2 separate regions of the Mus musculus genome follow, and region 1 is linked to region 2. A link is a loop called in an ENCODE intact Hi-C map of the cell type or tissue named here. Cell type or tissue: left cerebral cortex. All regions are shown on one strand. Links, peaks and the distances in the headings refer to the core of each region. The heading gives the core; the rest is flanking DNA.

What was found. Peaks named below come from ENCODE experiments on the same cell type or tissue, not always from the same donor. Only the 100,000 strongest peaks of a DNase experiment are listed, where the experiment ranks them.
Region 1: it touches region 2 in a loop (6-fold over the local background); 1 of 42 quality-filtered maps calls a loop at or near these places.

Annotation. Positions count from the first base shown.
Region 1 is chr6:72,893,550-72,904,490 of GRCm38, reverse strand. Kcmf1 (potassium channel modulatory factor 1) reads left to right here and starts at 4,512. Exons shown (of 7, transcript NM_019715.2): 1 at 4,512-4,877. The coding sequence starts at 4,862. In left cerebral cortex, for the core only: a CTCF peak has its summit at 1,985 (motif pointing right); DNase peaks (open chromatin) are centred at 4,208, 4,505, 4,811, 5,507 and 1 more place; H3K4me3 peaks cover 2,622 bases; H3K27ac peaks cover 2,089 bases.
Region 2 is chr6:72,953,026-72,963,966 of GRCm38, reverse strand. It overlaps Tmsb10 (thymosin, beta 10), which reads left to right and starts at 5,484. Exons shown (of 3, transcript NM_025284.4): 1 at 5,484-5,630; 2 at 5,943-6,054; 3 at 6,315-6,620. The coding sequence starts at 5,955. The coding sequence ends at 6,349. In left cerebral cortex, for the core only: a CTCF peak has its summit at 5,997; DNase peaks (open chromatin) are centred at 6,709, 7,237, 7,738, 8,944 and 4 more places; H3K4me3 peaks cover 3,142 bases; H3K27ac peaks cover 2,978 bases.

The sequences.
Region 1 (10,941 bases), core at 1,082-9,081, 59 kb after region 2:
AGCCAAGTAAAGATCTCTGACATTAACTCTTGGCCTCCATACACAGGTATGTGCATCCAAATCATAAAGCATACATGTGTACCAGATACATACATGAAAAACAGAAAAATTATTATAAACCTTTACCAATTATCGCCAGCTGTTTTCTCACTGACATCCATGGCACCCTTTTCTGTGTTAAGAAAACACAACAAAGCTGGGTGTGGTGGGGCACACCTTTAATCCCAGCACTTGGGAGGCAGAGGCAGGTGGATTTCTGAGTTCGAGGCCAGCCTGGTCTACAAAGTGAGTTCCAGGACAGCCAGGGCTACACAGAGAAACCCTGTCTCGAAAAACCAACCAACCAACCAAACAAACAAAAAAACCCAAACACACAACAAACAAGAAGCTCCTGAATGGAGCTGTCCTGCCCTCTCAGCCTCACTACCTCCCACAATGTCTTGCCTTTGATTATGATCCCACTTCATCTTGGCTCCAAATGACTAATCCATTCGCTTATCACTAGTACATCCTGGTGAAGGAAGGAGGGCCTGTGGTTCCTGCCCCCCTCAATCTACCAAAAAAGATGAAAAACATCACACACCTAGCTTTAACAAGCACAAACTGAGCAGACAGGAAAAGCTTACTAAGTAAGGTACAAGGAATATGGACTTAAACTGGGGCTTGAATTATCTCAACTCCCAATAAACAGAATGGAGAGCAGGTGCAGGGCCCAGAGGCAGGAATCAACATGGGACACGGAGACAAAGGGCCACAGCAGAAAGTCGGGATGGCGGAAAGCACGTCAGGCTGTTAACAGCAGCCCTACCTACAGCTCGCAGGAACTCACCTGGTTTTTTAACTTTCAATTTATGTGCGTATGCCACAGGTGTTTTGGTGCTTCTGGAGCCAGAAGAGGGTGGGTGACAGGTGCCCGGAACGGGAGTTGGAGGCATTTGTGAAGAGCCAGACCTGGGTGCTGTGAGTTGCTCTTGGGTGCTCTTAGCCATGGAGCCATCTCCCCAGACCTTTTGTGAAGAACCAGACCTGGGTGCTGTGAGTTGCTCTTGGGTGCTCTTAGCCATGGAGCCATCTCCCCAGACCTTTTGTGAAGAGCCAGACCTGGGTGCTGTGAGTTGCTCTTGGGTGCTCTTAGCCATGGAGCCATCTCCCCAGACCTTTTGGTGCTTCTTTGTTTGTACCAGTGCAGCTTAGCTGGCTTTGTCCTGACTCCTAAATGCCAGAACAGGCATGTATCACTATGCCTGGCTCTTGCTTGTCTTTTGTTTTTGGAGACAGGGTTTCTCTGTGTAGACCTGGCTGTCCTGGAACACCAGGGCCTTGAACTCTGAGTGAGATGGCCCTGCTGGGATTAAAGGTGTGTGCCACCACCTTGCTTTTTTTTTTTTCAAAGTACTTTTTCCTTATGAGATGGCTGGCTTGGAACTTGTTTTTCTTTAACAAACCAAACCCAGACACCTGAGTTTTATTTACGTGTGTGTGCCTCACATACAAGGGTGCCTGCAGAGGTCAGAAGAGAGCATTGGAACCCATGGAACTGAAGTTATAGGTGTTTGTAGGCCATCTGACTTCTGTGCGCTCAACTGCTGAGTTACCTCTAGTCATACTTTTGTTTGAGGTAAAAATCTCTTATGTAAATCAGGTTGACTCTGTCTTTTGAGTGTTGGGATTACAGCTTGAGCCACTGAGCCCAGACACTATTGATTTTCTTGCTTAAGGACAGGTTCATAGTTCAGAACTCTGACAAGCATACCCAGCAATGTCAAGATTACAAGTACAGTAGAGAATATGATCTCAAAAGTCCTCAGTAGACTATCTAGCTCCCCAAGCCTCACTCTGCTGCATAGGATTGCTCACGTCATTTGTGTCCAGGTGACTTATTTCATGCTTTAACAGGACTGACAGGACTCTTTTTTTTTTTTAAGATTTATTTATTATTATATGTAAGTACACTGTAGCTGTCTTCAGACACTCCAGAAGAGGGCGCCAGATCTTGTTACGGGTGGTTGTGAGCCACCATGTGGTTGCTGGGAATTGAACTCAGGGTTCGGAAGAGCAGTCAGTGCTCTTAACCGCTGAGCCATCTCTCTGGCCCTTCTCTTGGACACTTGCCCTAATCTTTTTTTTTTTTTTTTTTTTTTTTTGTCTTTTTGAGGCAGGGTCTCCCAGTGTAGCTCTGCTGACTGTCCTGGAACACTCCATGGAGACCAGGCTGGGAGCTATGCCTGCCTCTGCATCCCATGTGCTGGAACTAAAGGATGTGTGCCACTACGCCTGGCTCATTTCCCCCTAATCTTAAAACCTTAAAGAAGTACAGAAAAACACAAAAAGGTGCAGCTATTGTCTGCTGATCTACTGATGGTATTTAAATCTCATTAGGATTTATCTGACTGTTGTTTTAAGGACTAGAACTGGGCCATCTATGGAACACAGTAAGTTTGGTAAAGATACCTGTGACTTTCAACTGGACATGGGGGAAACCAAGGAGGCATGGGAAGGAGATCTAGGGCAGGAAGAGCTGGAGATTCACGGCTAAGCTGGGATACTAACAATGAAATCACTGTCAAAAAAACATGGTAGTCCCTTGGAGGTCAGACCAAGCTATGTTTCCTCCCATGAACAAGACTAGCTAACCCTACCGGGCAGTGGTAACACAGGCCTTTAAACCCAGCACTTGGGAGGCAGAGGCAGGTGAAAAAAAAAAAAAAACTAGCTAACCCTTCAATACAGTAAGACTTGTTTTTAATGTTTCTTCCCCTAGCATCATGCCTGTACACAACCCTGAGTGACTTTTCCGTAGACTTGGGACTTGGGGCACACTTCACCTCACAGCTCCAGCCCCTTCTTCCTCCTCAATAGTCTCCTTTCTATTTTCACCCAGTTTTTTCCATACTTACTGGTATTCCTTTCTGGAAGTGTTGCTTTTGTTGGCTACTCTAAATGCTCCAGCATTTTTACAGAACTGCTTACAAACTTTGATACAAATTTATAAAAAACCATTATTCACCACCTGTGTATGCGTTAAGAGCTGCTAGCCTGACTTTCACAGCTCAAGTTCAGGGAACTGGCTTACACCCAGGATCACTTGCCAATAATAAAATGTGTAGGGTTGTCAGAAAGGACCCACTAACCAGGATGTCGATCAGGCTAACTACAAACCCTGCTCTCCCTTTGTAAGCCCTACTAGGCATAGTCTTCCTCAGGCCGGTCTGTAGTGTGCGGAATTCCACACCCGAAACAGAAATATTTGTTATCTAGTCCTCATTTAAACCCAAATTAGGTGGGGGTGTGGTGGAAGATGCCTTTCGTTCCAGCCCCTGGGAGATGGGAAGGTCAGAATCAGCTACTTGAGCAATTCAAGGACTGCCTCGGGCTATCTGAGGTCATGCCTCAAAACCACCCCCAATTTAATTACAGCTAGTTTCTTGGGTAGACAGGGATGACCTACTATGTAGTCTCTCGGATTAAGCCTTTTAGTATTTTCAAAACCAGACATATCTTAAATCATATTCAATAAAATATTGTAACAAATAGGGTCCTTCCTTTGCTACTCTACACGTCGAATCTTGGTACTGTATCTCTCCTGCATCTATTGATATGCTTGCCCTTTTTGAAAGTCACAGAAGCTAAGGCAACCAACGCTTTGTCCAGGTCCCACAGTCGGTGGAGGGTGGGCAAATTAGGAAAATCGCCAAAGCAAGCAGTACCTTGGACCCTAGTTTCAGTAAACTTAGCTGGGAACTTTGTCCAATCTCGAGACTACCAAGGCAAAATTAACCACCCAAAGCGAACCAATTTAGAGCGAAGGCTCAGCAAGGTTAAGTCACTTGTTCAAGGTTACACCGAGCATATCAGAACCAGAATCCCAGGGCTGAACACGTCTTAACTCCAGGGCGCGATCTGTTCTACCTGCGCCACGCCACCACTGACACGTGGTCAGGGGTAGTCTCAAGTGTTTGTCGAGTTAGCAATGCCTGAAGAGAAAGTAGCCTGTAAGGAGCCTGGGTGGAGGGAAAGACCTGCACACACAGCCGGAAGCAAAGTACCCCCGAAGCCCACCAAGTTTTTCCCGCAGCGCATTCGAGCGGGCGGCCGAGCCGGCTCGCTAGGCCTCGGCCTCCCCCTGGGTCTGGGGACCCGCGAGCCCCGGAGGCCCGACTGCCATTCCCTTCTGGGTCCCCGGCTTTCAAAGCAGCACACAAACACACACACGTCCCCGGGACGTCTGCGATGGCCCGGCCGCCGCGCGCCCAGGCGCTGGGGAGCCACGTCGGGGGCGTTTCGCGTCCTCGTCCTCCCCACGCGCAGCGTGGCGGGCCGCGGCTGGGCTCGGGTGCCTGCGGGACCGCGGCAGGACCGCCGCCAAGCACGGTCGCCCGCCGGCCGCGGGGCCTCAGGGCGGCGAGAGGCGGGGCGGGCGTGCGGGCGGAAGGAGGCGGAAGAGGAGGAAGAGGAGGAGGAGGAGGCGGCGGCCGGAGCCGGGAGACGGACGGGCGGGGGGCGGGCCGGGGGAGGGGACGAGCGGGATTTGCGGACGCCGCGCCGCTGCCGGGAGCCGGCGGGGGCCCGAGAGTGACCGAGTCACGGCGGGCGCCGGCGGAGCCGCGGCCGCGTCGGACCCGCCTCCTGGAGGAGCTCAGCCCCGGCCAGGCCCGGCCCCATTCCCGCCCCGCGCCGCCTCCCCGCCGCCGCCGCCGCCGCCGCCGCGGGAGCGCTCCCCTGCCCACCCCGCCCCCGCGGCCGAGCCCGGGAGTCGAGTGGGAGTCGGCCGGCCGGGCGCGGGCAGCGCCGGGAGCCCGCGGTGGGGGCACACTGCAGCCGGGAGCCCGGGAGGGGCCGCGCCGCCAGCGTCTGAACTAGGATGTCCCGACATGAAGGTGAGAGCCGAGCCCCCGCCCCCACCGCTTGGGCCTCGGCCTACCCCGCCCGAAGTCCGGGCGCCGCCGAGGGCAGCGGGGCACCGGCGGGGACGCGGGCCGGGCCCGAGTCGCGGGGCTGGGGAACCCGAGGCCACCGCGGCCCGAAGAGCGAGCGGGAGCGGCGGCCGCAACCGTGGCTTGCGGCCGCGGCCCTGAGCTGGGCCTGGAGCCGGAGGCGGGGCGGCCGGGCGGCCGGAGGCTTTGCACTGTCATGGGGCGGGAGAGGGGGAGGGGAAGCGGCGGGGCCCGTTACCGGCGGGAGCCTGGCCCTCGGGACACATACCGGACGCCGAGGCCCGGCCGGCCCGCCCGGGGGAACCGCGGGGCCCCGGCGCGGCCTAGCTGCGGCGGCTCCCGGAAGAGCCGGGCGCCGTGGCCGAGCCGGGTCTCGGGCGTGCGGCCGCGACAAGGGGGAGCGGGGTCCGGGCCCCGCGGGCGCGTCCGGTCTCTGGGAGACCGCGGGCGAGCGACGGCCCCGCCTGAGGGCCGCGGCCGTGCGGGCGGGAAGACGCCGCGGCTCGGGCTCGGGCAGCCCTCTGTGACTGGAGCTCGCCCGGCCTCGCGGTAGGCCTCTGCGCGTCCCTGGGCTCGGGTAAGCCAAGTTCCCGGGGCGGATCCAGCCCGGCCGCGGTGAGCAAACTCCCTGCTCCGTCACCTCGCCGGAGCGGAACTTGCTCCCGGCCGGTCCCGGGCCCTCACCCGCGTGCGCTGCCCACCGAAGCAGGCTTCCAGTCGGGGGGCGTTTGGACTTCCGCGGTGCCCTGTGGAAACACGCTGGGGTTCTGTGGTTAAGAATCAGACCACTCGCGTCCCAGCCCCACGGCACAAAGGCACAAGTGTTTTCAGGCCGATGGATGGGCGATGAACTGGCGAAAAAATAAGTTAACTTGAATTTACTACCATATGGTTTAGGAAGGGGGGAGGGGGCTATGTTCTCTTTGTTTCACTACAGCAGGTTTTACCTTTAAAAGTAGTCACCGACTTAGTGAAAAGTTTATTTCGGTACGGTTAATGGAAGATTGTATAAGTGACCTGAAAATAATTGAGTCCCTAAGATTTTCCAAATCCTGTATAGGTGTTTTGGAAGTGAAGAAAGTTTGAGGAGGCAGTTTATCGCCGAGGGAAGGGCATTCTTAGGGAAGTACAGACCTTGGCTTTTCTAAGGTGACAAACTCAGATCAATTAACATACATTTAGTGAAAGTTTCGGAATTTGCATTTCTAAAGGCAAGATTGTGATTGACTCTGATCATTTTATGTTTGGAGAGTTTTTATTTAAAAAAAAAAACCTAATGATAGGGAAGAGCATGGGGCATTTTTGATTACTAACTGTTAATGTGTTGGTCACTTTGAAATAAATAGCAGGGTACTTAATTTAGCCTCAGTCAGATGAAAAGAAATATTTGGGAACTCACCTGCTAAACCGTTTTATAAGCTTAATGGGAGTGTGTTCCTTATCACCGCACTTGAAAAAAGTCTTCATTAAGGTTGTAGTCAAATTCCATTTGGAGATGGTGAGGTTAATTTTAGATGGCATCAGTTGGTGTATTGACCACCTTCAAGACAAAGTGAAAGTGAGCATGAAGTTCAGGCTCCAACTCAGGAACCAGATTAAAATAACAGAATAGCAATCGCCTTAAAGAAGCAGACGGAATAGTCTTAATGAGCAGTAGCCTGGAAAAAGTACCCTCAGATGGTGTGTTTGAGTAATTAAAATGGCTTAGGTAGGTATAGCATCCTTCAATAAAATATTGTGTGATCTAAGCTCATCATCATTCCCTCTTTAGTCTTGGAAAGGGTACCTTTTAATTACTTGACATCTTGAAACTTTCCAACACCTTTCTTGGCAATTTAATGCCAGATGTTTCCTAAATGGATGTGTTGAAGGTATTGAGCAATGTTTGACAGGTGATTTTATATTTACATAATACATTAATTAAATTTACTATTTTCTTTCTTTATTTTGACACTGTCTCACTAAGTAGCCCTGGCTGGCCTGGAACTCAAGAGTCCTGCCTGCCTGTGCCTCCCCAAACTGTGACAACAGGGGTGTGCTCTCAGACCTTGAACAGGGTTAGAAAGTTTAAGAGTCTAGGTTTTGGCCTAAGTCAAAAGTTTCAGTAATCACATCTGTTCATGAGATTTGTCAATATTTTGCAGTATATTATTTCAGGCAGTAATTATTTTCATCAGGAGGGATTTGACAATCCCAGATTTTCTGCTTACCTTTCTCTTTGGGCCAGCTAATCCTGTTTACTTCATCTTTGCTTTTGACACAGGATCATGGTGCCCATTCCTGGCTGGTCTGATCTCACTGCACAGGAGAGACTGGCTTCACACTTTCAGCCCTCCCCCAACCCCCCACCCCCCCCCCCCCCCATGTATCCAGTCTTCCTGTATCTGCTTCCCTCCTGAGCCTCTCCTAGCACAACACTTTTTAGTGGTCTGGTTTTTTAGCTCTTTTAATCATCTATCCTCCACATTCTCTGCAGTTGTTTTCCTCGGGAGTCTGACCCAGAACTGGATGTTGGAGTCTAATTCTGGGCAGAGCTGTACAGCCTGTAATGTTCTTGCCTAGGTCTTGCTTTCCAGCCTCATGTGTACAAGTAACTTGTTACTTTGTCTTCTCCCAACTCTAACCAATTGCTCTGTAGTATACAGATGATGTGACTTTGGACCACACAGCCCCAAGATGAACACCTGTCAAGATCAAGCACTGGACTACTCTGAGAAACACCAGTGCAGCCAAGGGCACAGAGAAGGCTCTAGGCCAGGCTTAGCGTACTTTCTCTAAAGTAGAGGGCCAAGCAGAAAACATAGGCTTAGCCAACTATATCTGTCACTACCACAGTTGTCATAGGAAAGCCAGCTAATCAAGTGGTTATGGCTGTGTTCCACTTAAAACTTTTTTTATGGACCCTGATATTTGAATTTCATAAAATTTTCATGTGTCATGAAATATGGTTCCTTGAAATCTTGCCACCACCACCATTTAAAAATGTAAAAGCCATTTTTAGCTGGTGAGGCCCATCAAGAACTGGTGGAGGCCAAAATTGATCCAAGCTCTGTAGTTGTCTGACCTATTGGAGCTGTAGAGCTGGGGGTCCTGCAGCTGGTGGGAGACCAGAAAGGGCCCAGACCCTTGGTGTATCTGTTTCTGCTGGGTCCTGAGCAAGTACAGGGACTGACTGACCAACTCCTGCCCCTTAGGAGCAGAAGGGTTGGTGAATAACACCCACCTTTTCAGGTAGGTGTTAGTGGAGTGGCGGGTCTCCACAACAGTGAAATTCCTGTTGCTATATGACTTGACTGGGGAGAATTCCAAGGCCTCTTTTTCACCTCATTTTGAAATGTTCTTGCCATGTTAGCAAACATTTCTTAGGTACTAGCACCAAGTCACTCTGTGTGGTCAACAGTTGATACTGTCAACAGTATCTAGTTTTCTGTCTTACACCAAACCCAGTCATTTTCTGTTTTCTAGGTTTTTTTTTTAAACTGTCTCTGGCTAGGACTATAGCTCAGTTGTGGAACACATGTGTTGTTCTGCTTGTTATTTTTGAGACAGGGTCATAGGTTTCTGGCTGGTCTTGAAGTTTTTGTGACCAAGAGTGACCTTGAGGTTTTCTTCCTTCAACTTCCCAGCTAACAGGCACGTAGCACCATGTCTGGTTTATGTAGTGTTGGACTTGAACCCAGAGCTTCATACATGCTGGGTAAGCACTTTACAGCCAAGCTGCATCCCTGGCCTTGCAGTACGTGGTTAACCTGCAGCGTAAGCTTTGAGTTTATTTTTCAGCACCAAAGGAAAATAAAAGGAAGCATGTGTGGTGTCACCTAATATTAGTTGTAGCCACTCTTAGAGTAAGACAGGAGGATCCTTTGAACCTAGGAATTCACTGCCATCCTAGTTGTACTTCTCTGTCAAAAGACAGCACTTAAGTTCAAGAAACAGCACTTCAAGTTCATGTCTATGCTGCTAGCACCCTTGTCAGGAGGTTGAAGCAAAATCTTGTACCACAAAAAAAAAAAAAAAATCTTAACATGTTTTGGTAAACAACATATTTAAAATGTATGCGATTCAGAGTTTGAAAATCAGGAAATAACTTTGTAAATAAAAACCTGTCAGATTATGTAGTTCATGAGCTCAGTTATGGGTGTTCTAGTTGGTTACCTGGGTTAACACAGATAGCTTTAAATCCTTGGACTGTTTCCATTACTATGTGAAAGGCACTGCTAGGTACCCAGAATGTAAGGAGACACAGGCTTCAACTCTAAGCCTGGTAGGAAAGCTGTGTCTGTAGACAGTCTCTGAAGGCAGTGCAGCCTGAGCTGGGCTGACAAAACGATAAGAAACAAGTGGATGTCCAAGTGCTTGCCAACTTGGATCATACGGCTTTGGCCCAATTTTTATTTAGTGCACATGCGTGAGAGGGTGTGTGGAGCAGTGTGTAAGTTAACTTTAGGGCTCACTTCTGTGTTGTAACTATAGAGCTGCATATTCTATGGCTTTTGTACTGTGTTCACCAGGGTTGTGTGACAACTGCCTTTACTTGATGACACCTCTCACCCTATTTTCCACAGCTTCAGAGGGAATAAATATATTTTGATTCTAATAGTTTGAGTGGGTTTTTGTTTGTTTGCTTACTTGTTTTCTTTTTTATGAGAACAAGGTCTCGTATAGCCCAGGCTGGCCTTGAACTTCTGTACTTCTTCTACCCAGGTGACTAAGTTTTGGGATTTACAGCTTTGTATCACTTTGAAGTACTTAAGCCTGTTCTCTGCTACTCTTTATTAAAAAGATAGTTCGTGTCTTTCTTTGTTCAAGAGACGTGGCAGTTCCATGTGGTAGGCCCAGGGTGACTGTCCCAAGTGGCTTCTCTGCTTTGACCTTCACAGGAGTCCTGGGCATTAGACACAGATGGATCCGTTTGGTGCAAGCACTTTTCCTAGCTAAGACACCTGACAGCCCTGTTTTCTGAGGCAGGGTCTTGTGTACTCTGCACTGGCCGCTAACTCCCTGTGTAACGGAGGAGGACTCTCAGCTTGTGATCCTGCTTCCACCTCCTAGGCTGGAATTAGAGGTGCACATCATTATGTTGTGTTTATGTAGTGCTAGGCCAGCAGTCTGCCAACAGCTACAACCCCAGCCCTTCTCTATACTATGCTTAGTAAGAGATTGCAGTTTCAAGTAGAAATAATACTCCGTATGTTTACTAATTTATTTAGTTCTTTTGCAGTGCTGAGGCTGGAACCTAGAGTCTCTGGCATACTAGACAAGGGAGTTAAAGTTTTGATACAGTCTTCTTTACTCTGTGAACTTACAATGTCTCAGGCAGGCCTTGAACATGTGATCCTCTTGCTTCAGCCTCCATTGTAGCTGGTGGTACTGGTCTGTGCCACCAGGCTGTGTTTACCTGACTTGTATTCGACTGGCTTTTTGAAGATTTTTACTTGTGTACTGAGAGTGACTAGATGGGACACATTACAATTTCTTATTTGTTTCTCAGAAACATTTAATGCTGTTTATTAACAAATGTGACACCACCACCCCCAGTCTAGTTAGCATTAGTTTGTATATATCTTTTTATATCACTAGAGATTGAACCCAGGACTGTGTATATACACTGTAAGAGATCTACCATGGAGCCACAGCCCTGGTCCTCAACTGTGGTTTTCTGAGACAGGGTTTCATGTAACTCTAACTGGCCTCAAACTTGATCTGTAACTGAGGATGGCCTTGAACTCCTGCCTCTGCCTCTGCCTCTGCCTCTGCCTCCCAAGTGGTGGAGTTACAGGTTTGTGCCATTATACCTAGCAACTTTTTTTTAATTGACAAAAATTATGTATACAGCATTTTCAAATGCATGTGTACATGTTACAGAGTGTCAATTACAACTTTTTGAAAATTGCCCATTTGTATATTTTTCTCTTTTCAAAAAATACTCTCTAGCACTAAACACACATAAAGACATAAAAAGTGAATTGAAATATTTTTTTCCTCAGATTGTGACTTCAAAGCTAGG
Region 2 (10,941 bases), core at 1,210-9,209:
AAATAAGTACACTGGGGCTGGTGAGATGGCTCAGGGGGTAAGAGCACCCGACTGCTCTTCCAAAGGTCCAAAGTTCAAATCCCAGCAACCACATGGTGGCTCACAACCACCTGTAACAGAGATCTGATGCCCTCTTCTGGTGTGTCTGAAGACAGCTACAGTGTACTTACATATAATAAATAAATAAATCTTTTAAAAAATAAATAAATAAATAAATAAGTACACTGTTGTTGTCTTCAGACACACCAGAAGAGGGTGTCAGATCTCATTACAGGTGGTTGTGAGCCACCATGTGGTTGCTGGGATTTGAACTCAGGACCTTCGGAGGAACAGTCGGTGCTCTTTCCCGCTGAGCCATCTCACCAGCCCCCGTGATATATTTATATACACACTTCTGCATAGACAGAAGACTGTAACTAGAGGATATTCTTGAGATTCTAAAAGGAAAGTCCTTGACCCGTGTAACAGCATTCTCATGAAAAAACCAGCACTGAGTAAGCAGGGGCAGCTCATGGACCACACAGCAACATCAAGGCTAGCCTTGGCTACATAGCAGGCCCCTGTTTCAAAAACCAAAGAACATATAACATAAGTTCATATTTGGCCAGGGAGATGGCTCAATGGGTAAAGGCACCTGGCACCAAACCAGAAAACCTGAGCTCAGTTTCTGAGAGCCACATAGTAAAAGGAGAGACCCAACTCCCACAAGTTCACAGGTTACCTTCTGACCTCCATAGGCCTGCATTCATGTGCTCAAGCACACACACACACACACACACACACACACACACACACACACACATACTCATAAAATCTAATATTTTAAAAAGAAACATCAGGAGGCCTGCAGAGATGCTTCAGTGGTTGTGTGTGCAGAGGACTAAGTTGGGCTCCCAGCACAGGCACCAAGCAGACTGTAAGCACTTGTAACTCTAGCACCAGGAGACCCAACACTCTCTTCTAACCTCTGAGGAGACATGCACACATGTGGAGCACAGAAACTCACATAGGGGCACATAAATAACTCTTCGAAAGCAGTGGCTGAGGGCAGGAGTGTGTGCTGCTATTGAGCCCTGCCCCCCTTCTCCAGAACAAGATCCCAGTCAAGGAACAGCGCTTTGCACTGTGGCCAGCCTTCATTCCCACCTTCATTAACATTATCAGGATAATTTTTCGTAAACATGCCCGAAGGCCCAGCTCTAGGTGATTCTAGATTCTGTCAAATCGAGGACAGTTAACACTAACCACACACAGGTAGCACCCTGCTGTGTTTCCTGTACTTCTTTTGTCTGACTTCACACAGAATGGCAAAGCTAATCCCACAAAGGGGTTTTCCACAAATGTCACAGCAGCTCTAGAGGTAGCAGAAAGACAGATGTGTTGACTCCTTGTGAGCATGCTCTGGCACAGCGTATAGCATGTGGACCTGCTATACAGATAGCATGTCTAAGCGTCTGTAATAGCCCAGGCAGCTGCTCACTCCTCAGTGAATATACCTCCAGTCAGAGAACTCATTACCACTCCCCGTAATAACTCATTCCGTTCTGACTGGGAAATCTGAGCATTTGTTCAAAAGAATGCAGACTGCGGAAGTGGCAGCAAAGAAGAGAGATGAGGTCTCTCATTTCCTGTTGAGAGATTTTTTTTTTCTTTTAAGAAAATGAAAGTATAGCATGTTTGGTTACGCTCTGGTTAGAGGAAGGGTCTATGAAGACAAAAGGAAACACGATTAAGTGAATGGCATGGTTGCTGCCACTATATAAGGGTAGCTGAGGTCCTCTGAGGAGAGGGACATGTGAGCAGTTTCCTTAATGACAGCAGAGCACAGTCAAAAGCCCTGAAGCAGGAGTGAATGATTTTCTTGAGTCAAAAGTAATCTAGAGGCTGGGGCTGTAGGTCCATTGATTAAGTTCTCATCTGGCCTGCAGAAGGTCCTGGGTTCGATTCCTAGCACCACATAAACCAGGCGTGCAGGCATTTGTCTGCTATCCAGTACTTGGGAGAGAAAGGCAAAAGGATCAGAAGTTCAAAGTCTTTCTTGGCTAATACCAGCCTGGGTTACGTGAGACCCTGAGTAAAAAAAAAAAAAAAAAAAAAAGGCGAGGGACAGGGGCATGATCTGGACTCATGAATCATAGCCACCACGTCCATCACGGAACCCTTCCCTGAGCAGGGTTAATAATTAGCCAAGAAGCCTCAGCAGCTGTCCCTCAGCTCCGAGGCTTTCTGGAATTACCATTCGGTCCATACCATCACACTCCAGTTTCCGATAAATGGAGAATGTCATACTGAAGCTATGAGCTGTAGCTCAGTCGGGCACTTGCCTGCCATGTACAAAGCCCTGGGTTCAATACCAAACAAAGAGGTGCAGTGTCTCATGCTGCGATCCCCGCACTACTGAGGCAAAAGCAAGAAGCTTCAGGCCATCCTTCAGCTACATACCAAGTTCGTGGCCAGCCTGAGATTGTGAGATCCTGCCTCAAAGTAATAAAAGTTAATAAAACAAAATGTCAGCCCGGACAAGTCTGAAAAGGCCCCTCCCATCACCCTGTCCCCTTGCCCATCCCCCACCTCCCTACAAGCCACCGTAAGTAAGGCCCTGTGAAGTCCTTACTTATTCATTCTCCAGCTCCCTGTCATTCATCCTTCTCAACAGAAGTGGAAATGTGATTGTTTATGAGTCGGGCAGCTTACCGGAAGCCATCAGTGAATAAGATAGTCTGCTCCAAGCAGCAGACAGGAATGGTGTCACCGATCGTGGCACCACCAGCAGTTAGTGGACACCAGGCGGAAGGCCTATTGCTTGGATCCTTTCTCTACTCCGAGTGTCTCACTATTGCCCTCCACATTCCACACACTCCATATACACCCAGCAAATACTGATTTAAATGTGTGTGAGTGTCATGGAAGACACAGAGGACAACTCTGGCACCCCTAGGTTCTAACTTTTTCCTGCTTTCTGCTGTTCCACTTCTTTGTTGCTCTGTAACAAAACTTTCAGAAACGTAATAACTTCAAGTAGCCGCCATGTGTGTCTCGCTCCTAAGTTCAGTTTAGACAGGGCCAGCTTGTCTCCACTGCACTCTGTGGAATGCAGACGTGCAGCCTTTCCTTCCAGATGTTGGATTCTCTCAGAGCCCGGGGGCACCAAGCTCTGGGACAGTGGCTCACAGTCATGTGGTCTTTTATGGCCTGGCTTCTGAAGTCATAAAAGTTCATCTCTGCCACATTTACTAGAAGAAAGTCACTAAGGCCAACCTAGAGGTAAAAACTGGTGGGAGAATGGTTGAGGTACTTGTGGGTATTTCAAAGTCCTTGCCTGTTAGATTGAATGAGGCCGCTAGCTTTGACCTGTTTTTTTCTCATCTATGTTTGGTTAGTGTTTGAGACAGGGTCTCAGGTAGCCCATACTTGCCTCTAATTCACTGTGTAGCTCAGGCTGGCCTTAAACTCCTGATTCTTCTGTCTCTAACTCCCACTAACTAAGATTATAGGTTTCTGGCTCAGTGTATGTGATGCTGAGGACGAAGCCAAGGGCCTCAAGTATGTTAGGCAAGCATCTATCAACTCAGTTATATCTCCAGACCGGCCACAGCTGTTAAGCACCTTTGATGGTGTTTTCTTTCTGGAAAGGAGCCGCTGAGCTGAACTTAGCAAGTACAGGGAATGCCTGCAAGTCGACTTGATGATCCTTTGTTGGGAATCCTGCATCTCTTCTCTATGCCTACACCTAGAAGAATCAGATTTCTTCCCTCAATAAAGAGAAAAGGGATTGGAGTTCACCTTGGATGCAACCTTGTACAATTGGACATTTATGCACTGACTTCAAGGTGAAGCCCAGGAAGTCCAAACCTAACTTAAGGTTAGCATTGCATCCAGCACGGAATCCAGAGATACTATCTCTGGATGTCTGGATAGTTTTATGTTCAAGCTTAGCAGATCCTTCAACAAGTAGAGACTGTTTCAATCTGCCCAGCCCTGCTTTCGGTTTCCCAGATTTCCTGGACTTTGGGTAAGAGCATGTGACTACATTCTAGGCCAAGGAAATGAAGACAGAAGTGATGGAAGCGACTTCTGAATCTGAGGCTAAATTCTAGTGTGACTTTTCATCCTCCTTTCTTTCCTGGTCCACTGCCTGGATATAGAAGATGGAGGGGTCCAGAATAACAAGAGAAAGGGGGCCTGAATACCAGTCACTATGCAATAAAAAGCACAAAGCCAGGCATGATAACACAGGCTTTTAGGCCTAACATTCAAGAAACAGGCCAATCTCTATGAGTTCAAATCCAGGCTGATCTACATACTGAGATCCATAAACATATGGCTACATAAACAGGTGACGCCCTTTCTAAAGAAAATAATTTTTTAAAAAGGAGACTAGTACAGAAATCACAGGATTGTGTTACATAAGAAACAACTTTCTTTAAAAGATTTATTTTTATTTTATGTGCATGAGTGTTTTATGCACACCAAACTCATACCTGGTGCCCAAGCAGGCCAGAAGAGGATGCCAAGTCTCCTAAAACTAGAGCTACAGATGCTTGTAAGCCACCGTGTGGGTGAGCCCCACGTGGATGAGACAACTCTCTACAACCCCCACCCCCACTAAACTGTTATTACTTCAAGCAAAGATATTTTGCTCTTTGTCTGTCTATCTGAACCATGAAGTTTGCCGTTCAGGAAATGTTTCTCCTCTTTTTCTTCTATCAGTAGAATATGCTCTATATTCAACACAGGAAAAGGGATGGGAGTGGGGATGGATGGCGTTTCAGCCCTGGGTGATATAATAGAACTCACTGTCCATGGGGGTTGTAGGAGCTGAAGAGGTAACTTTTTCAGGAGTGCAGTATCCCACTCCTGGAATGGGTTAACAAGAAAAAGCAAGGTTTGCAGGCACAGGAGCTTTTTCCCCTCTTTTTCCTTCTAAAAACCACATTGAAGGTTAACTGAAGGAGAAAAACCGCACCCTCCAGTACAGTGTTTCTAAAAGGCCACTGAGAAAAGGAACAGCGGAGCCCTCCCGGGAGTCCTAGCTCCCACCTCCGCCCTTAGACAATGCCTGAAAACAGCTTGTTTTAAGAAGCACCAACCACAAGAAAATAGAAAGAAGGAGACTCTGGAGAGCAAACGCAAGAGACTTGAGGCGACGCGGGTGGGGTGTCTCCCGCGAGCAGGGCTGCAGCAGAGCGCGCGTGCTCGCCCGCACACCCACAACCCTACACCACACATACATTCAACAAAACCCCAAGTCCTTCCCCGCTGCCCCCCCCCCCACGCCCTTCCCGCGGGGTGAGCAGCAGGCTCCTGGGTACTAGGAAAAGGAGATATATCAAGAAAAGAGACCACCGGGAGCTGGTGCCTGCCACCCTCCACGCGGGATCGCAACGGGTTAGGAACGCGGGCCGAGAAGGGCGGAGCCCCAGGCAGCCTGGAGATGCTGAGCGCCCCCCAGCCCCCGCGCGCGCTGGCCACGCCCTCCGCGCGGGCTGGCCACGCCCTCGTTGCGGCGGGCGAGAGGCGGGGCGGGGCGCGGTGTATATAAGACGAGGGGCGGGCGCCGCTCTTTTGTCTCTTGCTGCAGCAACGAGAGTGGGAGCACCTGGAGCGCGAGCTCGGAAGGAGAATCCACGGTAAGGCACAGCGCCGGCCTTGGGGCCTACCCTGGGTGGGGTCGGGCCAGTTTATGGCTGGCGGGCGCGTTCCCCTTCGGTTGCAACAGGCGACCCGGCGGTTTGGAATCTTCTGGGGCTAGCAGGCCACGCCCTGGGGCTTCGGAGGGAGGGTGTGGTGGACGAGTCTAGGATCCTCGGCCTCCGGGCTGCGGGAACGCCCAGGACTGGGAATGCCACGTTGAGAGGCGTTCGCGGAAGGCGCGGGATCCAGGACGCGCTGGTCACCCCCAAGCCCCTGGCCACCCATTATCACCTTGTTTCGCCCATCAGAGTTGTAAGAAAATGGCAGACAAGCCGGACATGGGGGAAATCGCCAGCTTCGATAAGGCCAAGCTGAAGAAAACCGAGACGCAGGAGAAGAACACCCTGCCGACCAAAGAGAGTAAGTGTGCCCCGGGTTCCCACCCCAGCGCTCCTCCCTTCCCTGCTGTGCCAGCCCGGCACCCCCACCCCCATCCGGCCACTATCTTCCCACCCCGAATCTAAGGCCACAGCCACCCTTCCAGTCACACAAAGCACTTTGTCTCTTCCAAACCCCTTCTCTGTCCGCAGGCCTCGTGGGTGCCTCACCCACACCAGGTTTGTGGGTTGGGTATGGGGGGCTGTAAGGTAGCTCCAATGACCACATCCCTCCCTTCGCAGCCATTGAACAGGAAAAGAGGAGTGAAATCTCCTAAAAGCCTAGGAAGATTTCCCCACCCCACCCCACCCCGCCCCATCATCTCCAAGACCCCCTCGTGATGTGGAGGAAGAGCCACCTGCAAGATGGACGCGAGCCACAAGCTGCACTGTGAAACCCGGGCACTCCGAGCCGATGCCACCGGCCCGCGGGTCTCTGAAGGGGACCCCTCCACTAATCGGACTGCCAAATTTCACCGGTTTGCCCTGGGATATTATAGAAAATTATTTGTATGATTGATGAAAATAAAAACACCTCGTGGCATGGTTGGCGTGGTCTGAATTTTTTAGTTGAGTATGCGTGGGCAGAGCGGTCTGGGAGTGAGTTGTGCCGCAGGGAGAGAGGAGGGGACGTGGTAGAATGGGTGAGGAGGATGTATCGTTTTTATTTTTGTTTTACGTGCTTCTCGACATGCGGTTTCCTGGGTTCTCAGTTGCTTCGCCCTTAATGCGATCCATGTCAATTTTAACCCCATTTTGAAAAATGCTGTCCAAAAGATTAAGCTTTGCTTTTGATCGGCTCTTCAAATCCTACCTTTTCTTCTGCCCTCTTAACCTTTCACGCACACCAGAAGCAGTGATTTGTTAAAGTCTGAGAGGAAAGGATGCAAAGAATCATTCAGGAATGTGGGAAATTGGGCGAGGTCGGGGTCCATCCCTCAGACACAAACACACGAGGTTTTCTATTGGGTGTTAACAGAATGAGGTGAAATAAAAACAAAGGCCAGATAAAACCGCATTATATCACAACTTGCGGAACATCTTCAGAACTGCAGCCACGGAGATCAGCCTAGTTTTTTGTCTCTGAACCTTATGCGAATGCGTTAGCCATTATAGAGGGAGCATAGGCTGAGCTGCCTCCCAGACAGATCCTCTGAGGGTGGAAGAGAGCAGCGGGTGCGTGCGTTGTGGCGGCAGAACTGAAGGAGGTCACACCCTTTCATGACCCACAGGGAAGGGGTGGGACCAGCACAGTGGGGCTAATGGAGGAGGAGCCCAAGGGTATTGGGCACTGAAGCAGGCTTATGATTACAGGGGTAGCCTTTTCCTGTAGGAGGGGAGGGAGGGAAACAATTGGATAGGGTTTGCCCCACATTTTTGCCTTACCCCCAAGGGACTGGATAAATAGATGAGGGCAGTTAGTTCAAATGAGCTGTATCCTCCTGGTCACAAGAAATTTAAAACCTAGTAGTGAGACCGGCAGTCAGGGCAGATCAGCGGACAGACAGGTTGGGGAGCCAATGCCTGGTTTACATAACAGATCAACTCCAGCTGGTACCTGGAGGCCTCCATCACCTCTGAATAGGGAAGGGCTCTTTTTCTCTGCTGTTAGTGATTCCCACAGATGTAGCTTTTGTAGTGACCCAGGGTAGGATGGGGCTGAATTAAGTCCCAATGCTTGAGTAAGAAGTCTCTAGCTAATGCTCCTGTAAGTGGGCCTCATAAGCTCATTAGTTTACAAGAAAGAAGAGAGAAAAGCCTACTGAATCTTCACTGGCCTCCTCTCAGGTCATGCTAAAGCCAAGCAGCTCCCATGCTTCCCTTCCCCCACGGGCTTCCCTTCCCCCACGGGCTTGACGCTTTAATTGACAGGGCCTGAGCATGATGAACCTCATCATGGTTTGAAGAAGCCAAACATCATTTCCCTCCCTGGGCCCAGTTCAGGGTAGGAAGGAAATACTGTTGATTGACAATGAAGGTAATGAGGGAAGGCTGCCCAGTAACTAAGTGGCGGCTACGTTAGGCAGCATTGTCTCTAGAAGAAACACCTGTGAGATGGAAATAGACACGATTTCTTTTGTCTTAGCAGTTCCAGTGTGTAGTCTACTGACCCTGCTTTGGATCTGGGGTCAGGCAGTACAGAGTGGAGATGCAAAGCAAAGCAAAGCACCGGAAGACGTGGCCAGGAAGCAAAAGAGGAAGAGGAAGGGGTAGGGGTCCCACAGTACACCTTCCACTTGGCCCCAGCTCTTAAAGGTCCCACCACCTCTCAACAGTGCCTCCTGAGGAACCAGCCTTCATCACATAGGCCCTTGAGGATCATCTCAAGATCCAAATTATAGGAAGAACCATGCATAAATTAGGAAGCCAGGTGTGGAGGTGCATGCCTGTAATCTCAGCACTTGGGAGATGATGTTTAGAGGATTTAGAGTTTGAGGTCATCTTCAGCTATCCAGTGGATTCAAGATCTCCTGGGCTACTTGAGACCCTGTCTCAAAACATATGCATGCACACACAAGTGTGTGTGCGTGCGCACACGCACACACACACACAGTGGGATGCTTATTTCTGCAAAATTTAGAGGCCATGTATTTGGTGAGCTTAACACAGCCCTTCTGAGTGCCCAAAAGTCCCTAACACTGTACTGAGTGTACAGTTTTGTGCCACTAACTGCAAAACGCTCCATGAAAAAAAAAACGCTAGAGACACAAAGCCGTCCTCCTGTGGGAAAGCAGACAAAGAAGTTAGCTGTGAGGGTGGCTGCCTTGGTGAAAGAGGAAGCATTTGATTGAAGACAAGAAGTGAGACCACTGAGTGGGGCTTGTTCAACGGAAGGCTCCTCCTCCTGTTGACACCAGAATGTATTCAGCGAAGTAAGGGAGCAGTCACTGAATGAAAACAGAAGCAACCTCAAAAGGAGTCCAGGAAGGAAGGTGGGCGTGCTGTATCCTGTAGTCATTTGGAGGCCACTATAGATGTGGGGTCAAAACAAAGTGATCTGAGATGTATGTGAGAGAGCCGGGGAGATGTGGAACACACAAATAGCAACCAACACCAACAGCGGTACCTACCCCATCACCAAACCGTCATCACCAGCACCACTACTGTGCCTGCACATAGATAGCATGGATGCTTGTACTATTACATCCAGCCTTTCTGTATGGATTCTAGAGCTCCTAACTCAAGTCATCAGGATTGTGTGAAAGCTCTTTTGCCCACTGATTCATCTCCCCAGCCTGGCTAAACATGCTGGCCCGCGGGCTCTGCCTGCCCCCAACATGCTGGCCCGCGGGCTCTGCCTGCCCCCAACCCCCAAGCACTGGAGTTACAGACACGTGCTGCCACACCCAGCTTGAGAAATCAAACTCAAGTGTTCATGCTTGTGCAACAAGCACTTCACCCACTGAGCACTTTAAAAAATATACATATATATATATATATATATATATATGCACACATATATATGATTTAATTATTTTACACGTATGAATGTTTTGCCTGCATTTATGTGTATATGCCTGCTGTTCTTGGAGCCAAAAAGAGGTATCAGATTATCCCCTGAAGCTGGAGTTACAGACGGGTGGTGCACCTCTGGCCCACTGCGGGGTGGTCCTGAGTTGTATGAGAAAGCAGCCTGGACAAACCATGAGGAACAAACCAGTAAGAGCAGTCTTCTCCAGCCCATGTCTTCAGTTGCTACCTCCAGGTTTGTTCCTTGAGTTTATGCCTCAAATCCTCTCAGTGATGGAGTCAACCAAGAGTTGTAAGTTGAAATAAACCCTTCCTTCTCCACCTTGCCTTTGGTCATGGTGTTTTATCACAGCAATAGAAACGAAAGATAGTCCCTGGAATGGCTTGGGCCAGCTTGACCATGGCAAGCCTTCACCTTCTCCCCAGCTCCTCTCGACATGCTAAAAAAAAAAAAAAAAAAAAAAAATTAAGATTACTTTCCTGAAGCTAGACCCCAATGTCTATTCCTTTATTTGGCTACTCCCTCCTCCTGAGGCTCACTACCAAGATCTAGCTATCAAAGCTATGGAAAGCACACCTAATTAACATGCCCAGTTAAAATTAAACACCTCATCCTAACTAAATAAACTGCCATTTTTTTCTGTGTGTCACATCTGTCTCCTCTCTATCCAGATGCAATCCTTTGTCCTCCTCCACTCTCTCCCAGACAAACACCTCTCACCTCTCTCCCTTTTCTCTCCTCTCCCTTGATCCCTTTCCCTTCTCCCTCTTCCTCTATCTTCTGGCTTTGCCCCTTATGCCTGCCCTCTGTCCTTCTGGGGGCAAATAAGTCTCCTTTGTGCTGAGAACTTGGCCTTGGGGGTCCCGAGCCTTACTTTTTCTTTCAGCCCCCAAAACCTCAATGACTTACAACGACAAAAAGACATACCTTTGTTCATATTACTATCCATTGCTACTCAGTGGTTTCTCATCTGCACACCCTTTTGGTTCTGAGAAGCAGGCTGAACAAGCAGGCCCTATCTGGGAGGTTACAGCCAATGGCAACAATTACATAGAGTCACTCAATGGTGTTCCCCTCTCTTCTCAGACTTAACTTCCATCCAATCACACTGAGCAAGGCAAATCATGGAGCAAGACACCTTCACAGGGAAAGCAAGAGATAACCGGTACCCTGAGGAGGTTTGAGTGTGAGAAGCACCCCTTTAGGCTCATAGATTTGGGCACTGGATCCCCAGCTGGCTGCACTGTTTGAGAAGTTTATGGAAACTTTTGGAGGAAGTGCATCACTGAAAGCTAGGCTTTGAAGGTTTATGGCCGCATTTCCTGCTCCCTCAGCTTCCTAACTACCAAGCTAGCCCAAGGCCTCTCCTCACATTCCTTCCCCCACCATGACAGACTC